Regions from separate parts of the Homo sapiens genome. Here region 2 is linked to region 1. The links are chromatin loops, found by intact Hi-C in ENCODE. Cell type or tissue: heart left ventricle. All regions are shown on one strand. Each heading gives the region's core, and the rest is flanking DNA. Links, peaks and the distances in the headings are about the cores only. Region 1 overlaps TRPM7 (transient receptor potential cation channel subfamily M member 7). Region 2 overlaps USP8 (ubiquitin specific peptidase 8).

Region 1 (8,344 bases), core at 288-8,287:
AGCCCTGACGGGCTCAACCAAGCCTCCCACCTTAGTCTCCTGTGTAGCTGGGACTACAGGTGTATGCCACCACACTTGCCTAATTTTTTAAAATTTTTTGTCAAGTCAGGGTCTTGCTGTGTTTCTTAGGATGGTCTTGAACTTTTGACCTCAAGGTCCTCCAGCCATGGCCTCCCACAGTGTTGGGATTACCCGCGTGAGCCACAGCCGGTGTAAATACTATTTCTGTTATATGCCTATGCCATGTTTTGTAGATGCCTCATGTTAAATTTAGATGATGAATTCATCTTAGACTAATTATACTATTTCAGTGCTATGATGAAGGTATTAATATATAGATATCCTAAAATCAAAAAGCTTATTTTTATACTTATATAAAATATAAAAATTTTAAAGCTTATATTTGTCGGTTCATTCACTTTTAATTCCATTTTTTCATTAACTCTAATTTTTTGAAGGGTGTTTTAATCTCACCTTTTTCTTTTAGGTGTTTTTGTGGTCGCTTGGTCAAGCAACATGCTTGTTTTACTGCAAGTCTTGCCATGAAATACTCAGATGTGAAATTGGGTGACCATTTTAATCAGGCAATAGAAGAATGGTCTGTGGAAAAGCATACAGAACAGAGCCCAACGGATGCTTATGGAGTCATAAATTTTCAAGGGGGTTCTCATTCCTACAGAGCTAAGGTATGTCACATATTGGATTTTTCTTCATTTATGTTGTTATTTAAATAATAAACATCACAATTTGTGTAGCAATATTGACAAAAAGTTGGTCTCAGTAATTTATTTGTATATTTTAAAGTACAAAGGTGCATACAAATATAGAATTGTATCTTTCTGGTGGATTGAACCTTTCATCATTATAAAATGTGTTTTGTTTCTTGTCATTTTTCTTGACATGGTTTGCTTTTTCTGCAATCAGTGTAGTTAAGCCATCTTTCTTCCTTTTCGGTTTTAACCTTTTATGTTTAAGAGATGTCTTTTAATTGTTTTTAAAAATGTTGTCTGCTGTGTATTTAAGTTTAAATTTACCATTATGTTATTAGTTATCTATTTGTCTCACTTTTTTCTTTGTTCTGTTTTTTTTCTTGTATTATTTTGGATTAAATATTTTTTATTATTTTCTTACTCCTTTATTAGCATATTATTTATACAGTCATCCTTCAGGGGGCTTGGTTTCAGGACTTCCCTCAGATACCAAAGTCTACAGATTATCAATAGTATTTGGATGTAATCTATGCACACCCTCTTGTATAGTTTAAATCATCTCTAGATTCCTTATAATATCTAATATAGGCCAGGCACAGTGGCTCACGCCTATCATCCCAACACTTTTGAGAGGGTGGAAGGATGGCTTGAGGCTAGGAGTTGGAGACCAGCCTGGGCAAAATAGTGAGACTCTGTCTCTACTTAAAATAAAAATATTAATAAAATGCCCAATACAATGTAAATAGTTGTTAAATTGCACTGTTAAGGAATAATGACAGGTAAATAAAGTCTACACATGTTTAGTATAGGCTCAATGTTTTTTCTTGAATATATTTGATTCACCGTTGGTTGAAACCATAAACGTGGATCCCACAGATACAGAAGGCCTACTATATGTTCTTTTTCTATTCTTTTTTTTTTGAGATGGTGTCTCTGTTGCCCAGGCTGGAGTGCGGTGGCGCAATCTCGGCTCACTGCAACCTCCGGCCTCCTGGGTTCAAGCAGTTCTCCTGCCTCAGCCTCCAGAGTAGCTGGGACTACAAGTGTGTGCCACCATGCCCAGCTAATTTTTTGTATTTTTAGTAGAGACAGGGTTTCATTGTGTTAGCCAGGATGGTCTCCATCTCCTGACCTCATGATCTGCCCGCCTCGGCCTCCTAAAGTGCTGGGATTACAGGCCTGAGCCACTGTGCCCGGCCTGTTTTTCTGTTCTTTAGAAAAAGAATATTATAGGTCAGGCACGGTGGCTCACGCCTGTAATCCCAGCACTTTGGGAATCCAAGGTGGGTGGATCACCTGAGATCAGGAGTTTGAGATCAGCCTGGCCAACATAGTGAAACCCTGTCTCTACTAAAAATACAAAAATTAGTCGGGCGTGGTGGCACGAGCCTGTAGTCCCAGCTACTTGGGAGGCTGAAGCAGGATAATCACCTAAACTTGGGAGGTGAAGGTTGCAGTGAACCGAGATCGCGCCACTGCACTCCAGCCTGGGTGACAGAGCAAGACTGTCTCAAAAAAAGAAAAAGAATACTATAATAAATGTGATAATGTGATAAAATGCATTTTTAACTTGTTATATGCAGTCATGCATCACTTAAGAATGGGGATATGTTCTCAGAGATGTGTTAGGCAATTTCATCATGCTAACACCGTAGAGTGTATTCAGACCTAGATGGTATAGCCTACTATATGCCTAGGCTATATGGTATAGCCTATTGCTTTTAGGCTGTAAACCTCTATGGCATGTTATTGTACTAAATATGGTAGGCAGGTGTAACAGTGTAACACAATGGGAAATATGTGTCTAAATATATATAAACAAGAAAAAGGTACAGAAGTATGGTATTATAATATTAGGGAACCACCTTATGTATGCAGTTCATCATTAATCAAAATGTGTGGCACATGACTGTACTGTAAATTAATCCTTTACCACTTTTTCAACAATGCAGGAACCTTTGGAATATTTGAAACTGCACTTATTTCTCTTAAGACTTATGTGCTCTTGTCAGCATGAATTTTAATTTTCTGTTTTAAACCCCTAAAACAGTTATTATTTATTTAGATTTGAACATTTTAACCTTGGCATGGTAGCTCATGCCTGTAATCTCAGCACTTTTGGAGGCCTAGGCAGGAGGATCACTTGAGTTCAGGAGTTTGAGACCAGCCTGGGCAACATAGTGAGACCTTGTCTGTACTAAAATTCAAAAATATTAGCTGGGCATGCTGATACACGCCTGTAGTCCCAGCTACTTGGGAGCCTGAAGCAGGAGGATCAGTTGAGCCTGAGAAGTTGAGGCTGCAGTGAGCCTTGGACCATGTCACCAAAGTCTAGCCTGGGCAACAGAGCCAGACCTTGCCTGAAAAACAAATAACAACAGCAAAAACCATTTTAACCTCTACATTGTTCTGCCTGCCTCCGTGTTCTGATGAGGAAAACCTTGCCCAACAGTGAGCTCATCATCTCTCCAAGTTTTTCTTTTCTCCTGGATCCCGATCCTACAAATTCTCACTGCCTTTGTACCCTGCTAATGTCTTTTTTTTTTTTTTTTGAGACTCGCTCTGTTGCCCAGGCTGGAGTGCAGTGGCGCGATCTCAGCTCACTGCAACCTCTGCCTCCTGGGTTCAAGCGATTCTCCTGCTTCAGCCTCCCGAGTAGCTGGGATTACAGACAGGGTTTCACCATGTTGGCCAGGCTGGTCTGGAACTCTTGACCTCAAGTGATCCACCTGCCTCCGCCTCCGCCTCCCAAAGTGCTGGGATTACAGGTGTGAGCCACCATGCCCGGCCACCTGCTAATGTATTCAAGCAGGTGTTATTGTTCTTTTTTCTAGTTTTTCTAGTTCCCAGGGGCAGAGTATGTCCAAATCAACCTAGCCCATCATTGTAGGAAGTGGAATTTCTCATTTATCTCTAATATAGTATTAAAAACATTAACTTTAGACTGCTTCTCTAATACTACTTTATGTGCCCAAATATAATAATGAGTTAAACAAAACTGATACAGAAAGACTTATTATAGAACAAATCCGGCTGGGCACGGTGGCTTATGCCTGTAATCCCAGAACTTTGGGAAGCCAAGGCAGATGGATCACCTGAGGTCAGGAGTTCAAGACCAGCCTGACCAACATGGCAAAACCCTGTCTCTACTAAAAATACAAAAAGTAGCTGGGCCTGGTGGTGCGCACCTATAATCCCAGCTACTCTGCTTAGGAGGCTGAGGCAGGAGAATCTCTTGAACCCGGGAGGCATTCCAGCCTGGGCGACAGAGCGGGACTTTGTCAAAAAAAAAAGAACAAATCCTATTTACAAAGCATTCTTGGTCTGGTGTGGTAGCTCATGCCTATAATCCCAGCACTTTGGGAGGCCGAGGCAGGCAGATCACTTGAGCCCGGGAGTTCAAGACCAGCCTGGGCAACATGGTGAAACCTTGTGTCTACCAAAAATACAAAAAAATTAACCATGCTGGGTGCCGTGTGTCTGTAATCCCAGCACTTTGGGAGGCTGAGGTGGGCAGATCACTTGAGCCCAAGAGTTCAAGACCAGCCTGGGCAACATGGTGAAACCTTGTGTCTACAAAAAATATTTAAAAAATTAGCTACGCAGGGTGCCCTGTGTCTGTAGTCCCAGCTGCTTGGGAGGCTGAGGTGGGAGGATGGCTTGAGCCTGGGAGGCAGAGGCTGCAGTGAGCCGTGGTGGCGCCACTGCACTCCAGCCTGGGCAACAGAGCCTGACCGTGTCTAAAAAAAACAAAACAAAACCAAAAACCAAAGTATTCTTAAGGGACTCCAGTCTTCTACTCAGTTTTATGGAATTCTGGGGTTTTTTGGGCTTCATTTCTTTTTTTTTTTTTTTTTTTTTTTTTGAGACGCAGTTTCGCTCTTGTTGCCCAGCCTGGAGTGCAATGGCACAGTCTCAGCTCCCTGGAACCTCTGCCTCCTGGGTTCAAGCAATTCTCTTGCCTCAGCCTCCCAAGTAGCTGGGATTACAAGCACTCACGCCTAGCTAATTTTTTTGTATTTAGTAGAGACGGGGTTTCACCATGTTGGTCAGGCTGGCCTCGAACGCTTGACCTCAGGTGATCCACTTGCCTTGGCCTCCCACAGTGCTGGGATTACAGGCGTGAGCCACTGTGCCTGGCCTTTTGGCTTCATTTGTTTGTCAGTACTGAGATTTTCAGTAGTGTTTGATCTTTGTAAAGGAATGGGAAATACATCATTTTGCAAATAAGGTTTCTTAGAGATGATTTTTAAATGTCTCAATGTCTGAATACTTGAAGTTTCTTATGAGCTACTTCATATATGTGCTTTAGGCCAAGAGAATGAATTAATGTGAGTATAGCAAGTAAGTCTTATGATATCACTTAAACAGGAAGTTAATTTTTAAAATCTTTCAAACCAGAAGAAGTTATTTCACACACGATAGCTTTTTTTTCTATTTTTCTATAGAAAGATGTTTTCAAAAATTAAACTGGAGAATCCATCCGAACACCATGAAATGTTGATTACGATTTTCTGATTATTTCTCAGTCTGATCAAATCCAGTTATTTACAGTGAAGAAAATAATCATCTATATTAAATATATCTTTTTAAATTTTACTCCATAGTCACAATTCATTTATAAATGGACTAGATCATTGCCAAACTTTCATACAAATAATTCAGTATTTGCCTCTCTTCATAGCAAGAGCCTTAGAAGCCTCCATATTTTTCCCCCCTAATTCCTTTTTTTTCCTTTTCCGATCCTCTTCAGCCAGTCTTAATGTTTCTAACTCACTGTGTAGTCATAGTTAAAGAAGGCAATAAATACTGCAGGTACTTGGGTAAATTGGGTCAATGGTAATTGAGTTTAAACAGAAAGAGTAACATTTGTGTCTAAATGTTTAAAAGTTAGTTTCGCTATTTCTGTAGATCTCACAGAATGATTTTTTCAACTTTAAAATCATTTACTATTGCTTATTCCTTGGAGTATAAATATATTGAAAATAGCCTATGAAATCTCTTTTTACATAATCTGATTCATATAAAATTTTCCAAAGTCATATAATGTCACATTATGAAACCTGTGAACATGTTCAATTATTTTCTCCTTTTAAAATCTTTTTCTAGTATGTGAGGCTATCATATGACACCAAACCTGAAGTCATTCTGCAACTTCTGCTTAAAGAATGGCAAATGGAGTTACCCAAACTTGTTATCTCTGTACATGGGGGCATGCAGAAATTTGAGCTTCACCCACGAATCAAGCAGTTGCTTGGAAAAGGTCTTATTAAAGCTGCAGTTACAACTGGAGCCTGGATTTTAACTGGAGGAGTAAACACAGGTAATGTGATGATTATACCAATTTTATTTAGTGTGTTTTAATTTTTTTTTTTGAGACGGACTCTCACTCTGTTGCCAGGCTGGAGTGCAATGGCACAATCTCGGCTCACTGCAACCTCTGCCTCCCGGGCTCAAGCAATTCTCCTGCCTCAGCCTCCAGAGTAGCTGGGATTACAGGCCTGCGCCACCATGCCCGGTTAATTTTTGTATTTTTAGTAGAGACGAGGTTTCACCATATTGGTCAGGCTGGTCTCGAACTGCTGACCTCGTGATCCGCAAAATTATCCTCCCAAAATGCTGGGATTACAGGCATTAGCCACCACGCCCGGCCCTTAAATTTTTTTATAATAGCAATTAGATATTTGAAATACAGATCAACACTGAATATAGATATACTTAACTCTTGATAAATAATCTACAGTTTGTAGGTAAAAATGATAATCGAACCTGTTTGGTTATTATTTTGTCTTTAAAAAAAAAACGCAACACTTTAGAGCAGGATTTGGCAAACTATAGCCTGTGTGCCAAATCCAGCCCAAACCTTGAATAAAGATTTACTGGAACATTCACTTATTTACTGTATTAGTCTGTTTTCATACTGCTATAAAGAACTGCCCGAGACTTGGTAATTTATAAAGGAAAGAGGTTTAATTGACCCACAGTTCAGCATGACTAGGGAGCCTCAGGAAATTTATAATCATGGTGGAAGGTGAAGGGGAAGCAAGGCACCTTCTTACACAAAGTGGCAGGAAGGAGAAGTGCCACGCGAAGAGGGAAGAGCCCCTTATAAAGCCATCAGATCTTGGGAGAACTCAGTCACTATCACCAGAACAGCATTGGGGAAACCGCCCCCATGATTCAGTTACTTCCACCTGGTCTCTCCCGTAAAACCTGGGGATTATAGGGATTACAATTCAAGATCAGATTTGAGTGGGGATGCAAAGCTTAACCATATCAGTTTATATATTGTCTATGGCTATTTTTGTGCTGTAACAGCAGAGGTGAATAGTTGTGACAGAGATGGTATACCCTATAAAGCTTATACTGTTTAGCCTTTTAGAAAAAGGTTTTTGACCCTACTGTAGAGCAAAGCATTATTTCCATCACTTTCCTTCTAGTGGTAAATTGATACAAGAATGGCAATCCATTGCCTCAGCAGCAGTAAGAAGTAGCTTTCAAAAATTAATTTGTAACATACTACTGTCTTTTATTCTATATCTTCCCTATCACATATACAGGTTGAATATAAAGAGGGCAGATTACTTTCATTGTCTAAAATAAAACATTTAAGTCAGCTTGCAAACATCTAATTCATTATCAGCAACTTTTTTTTTTTTTTTTTTGAGACAGAGTCTTGCTGTCACCCAGGCTGGAGTGCAGTGGTGCCATCTCAGCTCACTGCAACCTCCACCTCCCGGGTTCAAGTGATTCTCATGTGTCAGCCTCCCAAGTAGCTGGGATTACAGGTGCCCGTCACCACACGTGGCTAAGTTTTGTATTTTTACTAGAGATGGGGTTTCACTATGTTGGTCAAGCTGGTCTTGAACTTCTGACCTCAGGTGATCCGCCCGCCTAGGCCTCCCAAAGTACTGGGGTTACAGGTGTGAGCCACTGCACCTGGCCAGCAGCTATTTTTTGAACCTCATTGTGTCAGAAGTTTTTGAGGCTGCTAAGAATTTATTCCATAAACAGTAAAAATATCTACCTTCATGGAACTTCTAGTGGGGGAGATAAAGATAAGAAACAGATAACTCAGTAATGTATAACGTGTTAGATGCTGATAAGTGTTATGCAGACACATGAAGTCAAGAAGAGGGATAGTGAGGGATGATGGAAGGGCTGCTATTTTGTTACATGGTCAAGGAGAGCTGATAAGGTGACAGTTGAGGAGAAATGGAAATGAGGAAGCAAGGTACAAGAAAAACATAAGGCAAAGCATGTAAAGGGGAGGAGATGGCTCGTGTGTTGGAAGAATAGTAAGAACAGTCTAATATAGCTTGAGTGGAATAAGCAGAGAGTGCTAGGTGATGAAGTCAGAAGTTCTGGTGTATGGTGGTAGAGAAGCATGGTGACTAGTAGAGGCAGTAGGCAGTTCATCGCATGAGGCCTTGGGGACCGTTATAAGCATTTTGGCTTCTGCTCTGAATGAGAAGAGGAGGTTTTAAGTAGAGAGTCAACAGCTGCAAAGATCACTCGGATGATGTTTTCAAAATGGAGTATAATGGCAAGGCAGCAGTTGAAAGACCTACGAAGATGCTATTTTCATAATTTGGGTGAGGGATGAGATGTGATGCATTATGGAGATCAAACTG
Region 2 (8,344 bases), core at 81-8,080, 150 kb after region 1:
AAAAATTGCTTTGCCCTGTCATTTCCCTAAGAAAGCACTGAAGTTAACTCAAAATAGGCTGAAAGAAAAAAAGCAATCCTCTGAGTTCTAGGTTTCACAAAAGGACCACGTGTTAAACTATGTACATCGATTTGATGTGCAAGTATGCAATAAATATGTACACATACATTCCTATCTGCTTTACATCATTCTAGAGTATTCATAGTATATCAAGATGGGATTTAGAAATGTGAAAAGGCCATAACAGTGAAAAGGAAAAAAAAAAGATAACAATAGTTTTTAGACCAGTCGAATAATAATGCTTAGCTAGTTAATTATTTTAACTTTGGAGCAGACTAAAAAAGTTGTTTTGAAATAAATGGTACCTGTAAGTGATGATTACTGCAATACTTGTTAAATGTTATTTGTCAGCACTGACCGGAATTATATAGTGCTAGTAACACAGCTCCCACTGTCCTAGAATTCCTCTAAATGGCCAGCTATAGCTACCATTATCCTGATAAGCATTTCAAGAGTTGTGTTGCTGAGCCTTTTAAAAGATAACTAGTTTATAACCTATGTCTCCTTATGTGGCTACATCAGTTACTCGTGGTCCCAATGAAGTATAAAAGAGGATATAAGCTGCTGAAGATTTCACAGAAGAAACGGAGATATCAGAAACTTCATGATCATCAAACTTAAACCACCGTTGTCTTGCTGCATTTTTACAATAGGCTGTGTAGTGGCCTCCATCCAGCCCACCGTAGTGATTCTGTGCCAAACAAGATAGAAAAAAAAATCAATTCAGTTAAAATTGTTATTTAAAATACGCCAATAGTTTCAAAGCTTTATGTTGTTCTTACTCTTCCATGAGGTAGGAAACCACTTAAAACTTTTTTTAAACTTGCTTTGAAACAAAAAGTCTTCAGTTCAAAGAGATACTTACTGAAACAGAAAACAAATTATATTTCTTCAAATTGTTCTTTGGACCAATAACATACTGTGACAAGTCAAGATTTTCTAACGGGAAGTCCACAGATGTCTGTAATTTTTGTTTCCACCTGCCATCGTAGGAAAAACTGCAGAACAAAACATTACAATTACACTGACAGAGGAAGATACCAGGATGAATCCTCATTCATTAACATCTAGATTTTTAGCCAGGACTGTAAAATCCATTTCAAATACAAAGACTTGGAATTTTAGTAGTAGAGGAACCTGTTAAAGACATTTGGCTTCATTTCCATTTTACAAACAAGAAAACTGAGGCATATGGATATTTAATGATGTGCCTAAGGTCAAACAGCCAGAATGGTAGAGGTAGGACTATACTCTGGTCCAGCTACAACTGCTACATGAGTCTTCTAGGAAGGTAAGACCCACATGTTTATAATGCTGACCACCACAAAAGAAAGAATGACAGCTGCTCTCGAGTCAAGCTTGTACTTCAGAGAAAACTAGAGCCAGAAATTGAGAGTAGGAGACTACTGACTAAAATAATGTCATTCATTCCATTATTCTGGCATATTCTGCTCCTTTAAACATCAAAACAATGATATCTTGGTTGGTGTAATATGGTTATTTCATAATTTTGAAAATATTCAGCATTAAAAATTTTAGCAAATGTGTAATCACTTATAGAATGTTTATACTTCCAGAATCCTCAACTAGGACAATGGAAAAAACTAGCTTTTGTTAGAAAAATTTACACAAGAGAAATCTGAACATGTAAATTTGGAAATTAATATATGGAACTAAGAATCTCAATACAAGATAAAACATTTTTAACAGAAATGCTTTTTTGACACAAAAATTACAGCTCTCAATAAAAAAGTGCAACTTCCTTTAAAAAGTTTTTCAAATAATCAACTCAAAGTTCTTGAGTTACATGGATTATGTGATTATGTGAAGACCAAAGAATCAGCAAAAGATCTGGTTCGTGTTTTATAACTCTTGTCATTATTCCTTCTATTATAGGACTAGATCTTTTCCATCAATTGGAAAAATCTGGATGAAATTATTTCTGCACTTAATGGTATCGTTAACATATTTTATCATTAAAATACTTTAAAAATTATAAATTTTATTTAACACATAACTAAGTCTGTTATGCTTTAGTCTGCTGTTTGAATGTTACATTTCATGTGCTAATTTGTTTGAATTATACTGTAATATTTTTATACATTTTCACTTGATGCTTTGTAATTATTTAAAATTATAAGGAATTACATGAAATAGTGGTATTGTCATTTTGCTGTGGTACTGAAAACACTGAGGTGAACTAACAGTCTCATTTCTGCTTTATTTCCCTAGATCTACTGTAACCAGATAATCGCCCTTTGTTATGTGCCCATGGCAGGCAGTACAACAAGTATAAATTACACAGAACTTAAAATTCCCTCATTTAATTTCACTGAACAGGAGGACAAACTTTCCCCTTTACCGTTTCAGATGCACTAAAAGCACAGGTGGTAACTTCCAGATTTCTATCTTTTTTAGAGAATCCCGTCGAGCTCTGCAATGACTGCAGTAAAATCTGTTGTTATCTGTGAGTTTTTCTTCTTTGGAAAATAATCTAAGGCAATCCTGGCAGAAAAAAACAAGTAGCAGATACTCGTTAATTCGATTCTTCAATAATGTCAGAGAGCACCTATTTAGTTAGTCACTCTGCAGGCACCAGTGATTCAACAGCAATCTACACAAAAGAGTTCCTGCCTTCCCAAAGCTTGTGATCTAGTGAGAAGCATAGACAAGTGAACAATGACAGCACAGAGTGTGGTGAGTGCTACCTACAGTGTGTTGTGACAGGACACAGGAAAGCCCCTAACCTGGTCAATCAGAGAAACCCTGTTGGAGGAAATGACATTCTGGAGGTACTTTAAGACTAAAGGTATCAACAAGCTTTTATATAAGAAACATTGTTGATACATGGAAAACAGGATATTTATTTGATATCCCCATGTAAAGCAAATGCTTATGAAAAGTAGGCCTAAGTTAGTCAACAGACAACTTTCCAAATTAACTTATAAAACTTTTTAAAAACATACTAACAATCCTGAAATCCTGAAAGAATATTTAATAAAGGTATCTTTAAAAAAGAAATTTCTAATTCTTTCTAATCTACATAGGCCTAATTATAAAACAGAATTTATATTGAGTTTTACTGATAAAAGGTTTTTTTTTTTTTTTTTTTTAAGACGGAGTCTTGTTCTGTCCCCTAGGCTGGAGTGCAGTGGCGAGATCTCAGCTCACTGTAAACTCCGCCTCCAGGGTTCACGCCATTCTCCTGCCTCAGCCTCCTGAGTAGCGGGGACTACAGGTGCCCACCACCACGCCCGGCTAATTTTTTGTATTTTTAGTAGAGATGGGGTTTCACCGTGTTATCCAGGATGGTCTCGATCTCCTGACCTCGTGATCCGCCCACCTCGGCCTCCCAAAGTGCTGGGAGTACAAGGTATGAGCCACTGCGCCCGGCCGAGTTTTACTGATAAAATGTTTGTAAGGGTAAAGACCAGAAATTTACATCTCTATATCCATAAAAACAGCATTTTTATCCAATAAATCATTTTCTCTCTACTTCTTAAACTTACCTGTAATGTACATTTACTTGTGGATGCTAGTGGTAGAGACAAATACATGAAGGCCTCAAATGTCCTAGACTTTTTGTGACATGTGAGGCACTGTACTGTAGATTTGAATTGACCCTGAAAAAGTGCAACAATAATAGACTCATTGAGCTGCTTGTGTTTCTGCCAGGCATGTTCTGCAGCTTTAAAGTCATCGAGATGATCATTATTTTCTTCTTTATATCTCTTCCGATTATCAGCCTGGAAATAAAATGATTTAAGCTCTATATTAATATCTCAAAGAAAACATTTAAATTGAAAGAATAAAAGTGAATACAAACACTTGCCAGATTTAGAAACACCTGTAGTTCTCATAAAGGAGTTCTGATCTCACTGAGTGTGGCAAAAAATAATTCTAGCCAAAAATACCAAAAAAAACTCACTCACTTTATTGAAGGAATGTGACTTGTTGAAATTTCCCAAATTTTTATTTAAAAAGCTGAAAAGGGCCAGATGTGGTGGTTCATGCTTGTAATCCCAGCATTCTGGGAAGCCAAGGCAGGAGGACTGCTTGGGGCCAGGAGTTCGAGACCAACTTGTGCAACATAGTGAGACCCCCCCCTCCAATCTCTACTAAAAAAAGAAAAAGCTAAAAAGTTTGGTTTTTAGAAAAGATATCCCACATATAGCTGGGAATTAGGGCTACAACTGGACATATATAATTTTGTTGCCCTAGCCTCTCTCTCTCTATATATGTATATATGTATGTGTATATATATGTGTATATATGTATGTATATATACACGTATATATGTATATATGTATGTGTATATATATGTGTATATATGTATGTATATATACACGTATATATATATACACAAATATTTTTGTGTAGGTGTGTGTGTATATATATATATATCTGTTCAGTGGTTAAGAATGGTGACCCCAAAATATGTGAGACAAAAAGTGCTAAAAAGAAGTTGTAGTATGTAAATGGAGGGTGGTCATTTATGTATACATACATGCCTTTATAATAACTAGTCACATGAGTCATTTGGTTACATGGAGTAATTTTTTTTTTTTTTTTTTTTAGAAAGAGTCTCACTCTGTCGCCCAGGCTGGAGTGCAGTGGTCACTGCAATCTCGGCTCACTGCAACTTCTGCCTCCCAGGTTCAAGCGATTCTCCTGCTTCAGCCACCTGAGTAGCTGGGATTACAGGCACATGCCACTACACCCAGCCAATTTTTGTATTTTTAGTAGAGACGAGGTTTTGCCATGTTGGCCAGGCTGGGCTCAAACTCCTGACCTCAGGTGATCCACCAGCCTTGGCCTCCCAAAGTACTGGGATTACAGGCATAAGCCACTGTGCCCAGCCAAGTAATTCTTATTTTAGAAGGATGTGTAAGAATAAAGGCATGTTCCACTTTCAGCAAGGGACTGGGAAAAAGAAAAGAATAAGGATATGTACAATAACATATACATATTATATAAACATAACATACAATAAAAATGCTCAAACTGTCTATAATCTTTTATAAGATCATTTGTTTATGATTTTACTTTCACATACATGTGGGTCACAAACGCCAATAACTATTTTAACATTTGCAAATTTCTCAGCAATACTGCTTGTTAATTAGTAAATACCAACTGTATATGCTTCAAATATTACACTTACCTGATGTTTTATAATTCTCTTATACAGTCACTATTTGAATAAACAAGCACTGAACTATCACCAACTAGAATTTTAAACTGCTATAAAAATACAGTGCTACTGAGCAACCCTAAAGAGTCTCTGCAACTTAGAAAAATCAAATTTCTTACTTTATTTAGATCTTCATGGAGACCATCCATTAGGAACAGAAGCAATTCTTGTGAATCTTGCTGACTGTATCCTGCAAACTGGTCATTGATCTTCCCAATGGTGATTTTAAAGTCCTTTGGACTGATATATCTATACTGTCCTGTCCACAGGGCTTTCATGATTATACCAAATTCTTCTGCCACTTCACCTTTATGCCCCAACAAATTTGACCTGTGCAAATAAAAGTTGTTACAAAAGACAATAAAGGAAATTTAAAAGTTAAGCAAGGTACAGTAGATTCTTGATGTCAACATGAAATTATTCACATACTGTAGCACTACATTAAACTACTTATTTATTTGCAGGCTCACCACCAGATTCTCATCTGAATCTGACTTGCTTACATCCCTTCAGCTTCCTTCTTTTGGCTGCAAGCCCTGCATGGTCTCCTCATCATCAACAGGCTCCAGTTCATGACAGCGAGGTTCTGCCTTCTGGCACTGCTCTCATCCTGTCTGTCCTTTACTAATCAGAGAAGGCTTTACTCTTTTTTGAGATAGGGTCTCATTCTGTCACCCAGGCTGGTGGAGTATAGCGGCACAATCACGGCTCACTGCAGCCTTGACCTTCTGGGCTCAGGTGATCCTCCCACCTTAGCCTCCCAAGTAGCAGGGACTATAGGCATGTATCACCACACCTAGCTAATTTTTGTAGAGACGGAGTTTTGCCTTGTTGCCCAGACTGGTCTCAAACTCCTGGGCCCCAAGTGATCTGCCCACGTCAGCCTCCCAAAGTGCTAGGATTACCAGTGTGAGCCACCATGCCCAGCCTTCATTATTCCTAAGGATAAAGATATTTTCCCCTTTCCTAATTTGACTTTTCTGGAGCTGAGTGGTAAGTACTATGGTTTGAAAGGTAAAATGGGTTCTTGATGTCAACATGAAATTATTCACATACTGTAGCCCTACACCAAAATGCTTACTTATTCATAGGTTACCACCAGATTCACGTCAAATATTCCAAAATTCAGGTGTTGCCAATGTGACAGGATTAAGAGATGGGGCCTTTAAAGAGGTGATAAGGCCATGAGGGCTCCCCTCCCGGGTGAACAGGATTAGGTGCCGTTTAGGGCTCGACAGGACGAGTCTGTCCTCTTTCGCTTCCACCTTCTACCCTGTGAGGATGCAGCAAAAAAGCGCACCAGATGCCGGCACCTAGACGATGGCCTTCCCAGTCAAGAACTAAGAGAAAATAAATTTTTGTTCTTTACAAATTATCTAGTCTTAGGTATTTTGTTATAGCAGCAGAAAACTAATGGACTAAGACAGTAAATATGGTTAGATCATCCTTTTAGCATTATAATGCAAAAAGTATGACATGTATTTACCTGTTAATATCATCCTGATAACAGTTTCGGTTGAAATAATCAGCCAAATGTGGAGCGTTACATAGGCACTGCAATATTGAGTTCATATAACAAGTATTTCCTAAGTTACGAAGTCCAGTAAGAGCTGGTCCAGAACCTCCAAAAACAGGATTGAGGTTCCGAATCTGAGAAGCAGAAAGCCTTGAGATCTCAGCTTTAGGATAACATGTTGGCCTGAGGAAGAAAAAGGATACAAGATGTCTTAAAATGCTGAGCATATGAAATTAAGGTTCTATACTATAAATGGCAGCAAACTGTAGCACCTGTACCACAGGCATCTTGTAAACAGTTAATATGTTAACTCATAAGATGCTGGGCCTTCCAGGACATTTAATATTTAGGTTAACATTAGTCATACGACTAAGGTCTCAGACCTTCCCATGAAACACATACCTTTAACCTCTTAATGTGGGTCATGGTTCTTAGAGACACCTTGAGATAGATTATCTCACTTCTCATGAACTAGGAGCTCTAGTAGAGAAGGCTCTTTTAAACTCCTTTAAATGATCCCTGGAAGTTTGGCATTATCAAATGTTTGAACTCACCCAGAATGCCAAATGAGGAATAATAAAAAAATAAAAACAAAAACAAAAAAAACCATACCGTGGAGTAGATATCAAGGGAAGCAGAGGTTATTTGGGTACTATTACTTAAATTCTAGAGTGTGTTGACTATTCACGGATGGATACACAATCACAGTAAAAAAATACAGTTCCAGCTGGGCTCAATGGCTGTCTATAATCCCACCACTTTGGGAGGCCGAGGTGGGCAGATCACCTGAGGTCAGGAGTTTGAGACCAGCCTGGCCAACATGGTGAAACCCCGTCTCTACTAAAAATACAAAAAGTAGCTGGGCATGATAGTGGACGTCTATAGTCCCAGCTACTCAGGAGGCTGAGGCAGGAGAATCGCTTGAGGAGGCAGACGTTGCAGTGAACTGAGATCATGCCACTGCACTTCAGCCTGGGCAACAGGGTGAGATTCCGTCTCAAAAAAAAAAAATTCCTTAGTTGCACTAATCACGTTTCAAAGTAGACACAAACCATACTGGACAGCACAGATACAGTACATTTCTATCACCATGGAAAGATCTGCTGGACAGTGCTGGGGCAGAGAATGCCTTCTAGACTTCTGTAATATGGTGTGTTTGATTTATATGTGGAACTACTAGAACTGCTGAAGCATAAGGAAAATCTTAACTGATAGGTCTTTTTTCTTTTTTAATTAATCCTTAACGTTCTTCCACCCCTAAAAGTAATACTGAGAACAGATTAAACTATATTTCAATCAGCTCCTCTTTACCTGTACTCAGGTGCATGTACTCGTGTGCTTTTTCTGTTCAATATATAAAAAAATACACAAACAGCATACAGTCCTTAAAACATTATCAAATTAACACACTTAAGAATGATTCAAGAAGAAATTAAATCTCACTAGTTATTATAATGAACTCTAAAATCTATAACAAGATTAATAGAATTTTTAAAAGCTCCTTCGAATAAGTCTGCACCTGGCAGGGTAAGTTCTCAGGAAGAAAAAATTTCAACTTTCTTAGGATGTGTTCA

The links. Peaks named below come from ENCODE experiments on the same cell type or tissue, not always from the same donor. Only the 100,000 strongest peaks of a DNase experiment are listed, where the experiment ranks them.
Region 2: it touches region 1 in a loop (2.0-fold over the local background); 4 of 110 quality-filtered maps call a loop at or near these places.

The regions. Positions count from the first base shown.
Region 1 is chr15:50,641,029-50,649,372 of GRCh38, reverse strand. It overlaps TRPM7 (transient receptor potential cation channel subfamily M member 7), which reads left to right. Exons shown (of 39, transcript NM_017672.6): 4 at 488-686; 5 at 5,820-6,033. LOC128092252 reads left to right here. Exons shown (of 4, transcript NM_001414947.1): 4 at 488-571. The coding sequence ends at 571. Among named protein-coding and RNA genes, the nearest start is that of TRPM7, 42 kb to the left of the region's middle. In heart left ventricle, for the core only: no CTCF peak of the experiment used is centred there; no DNase peak of the experiment used is centred there.
Region 2 is chr15:50,491,310-50,499,653 of GRCh38, reverse strand. It overlaps USP8 (ubiquitin specific peptidase 8), which reads right to left. Exons shown (of 20, transcript NM_005154.5): 15 at 6,741-6,953; 16 at 5,374-5,584; 17 at 3,570-3,806; 18 at 2,423-2,565; 19 at 926-1,058; 20 at 1-751. The coding sequence ends at 566. It also overlaps a transcript of USP50 not described here. Among named protein-coding and RNA genes, the nearest start is that of USP50, 51 kb to the left of the region's middle. In heart left ventricle, for the core only: no CTCF peak of the experiment used is centred there; no DNase peak of the experiment used is centred there.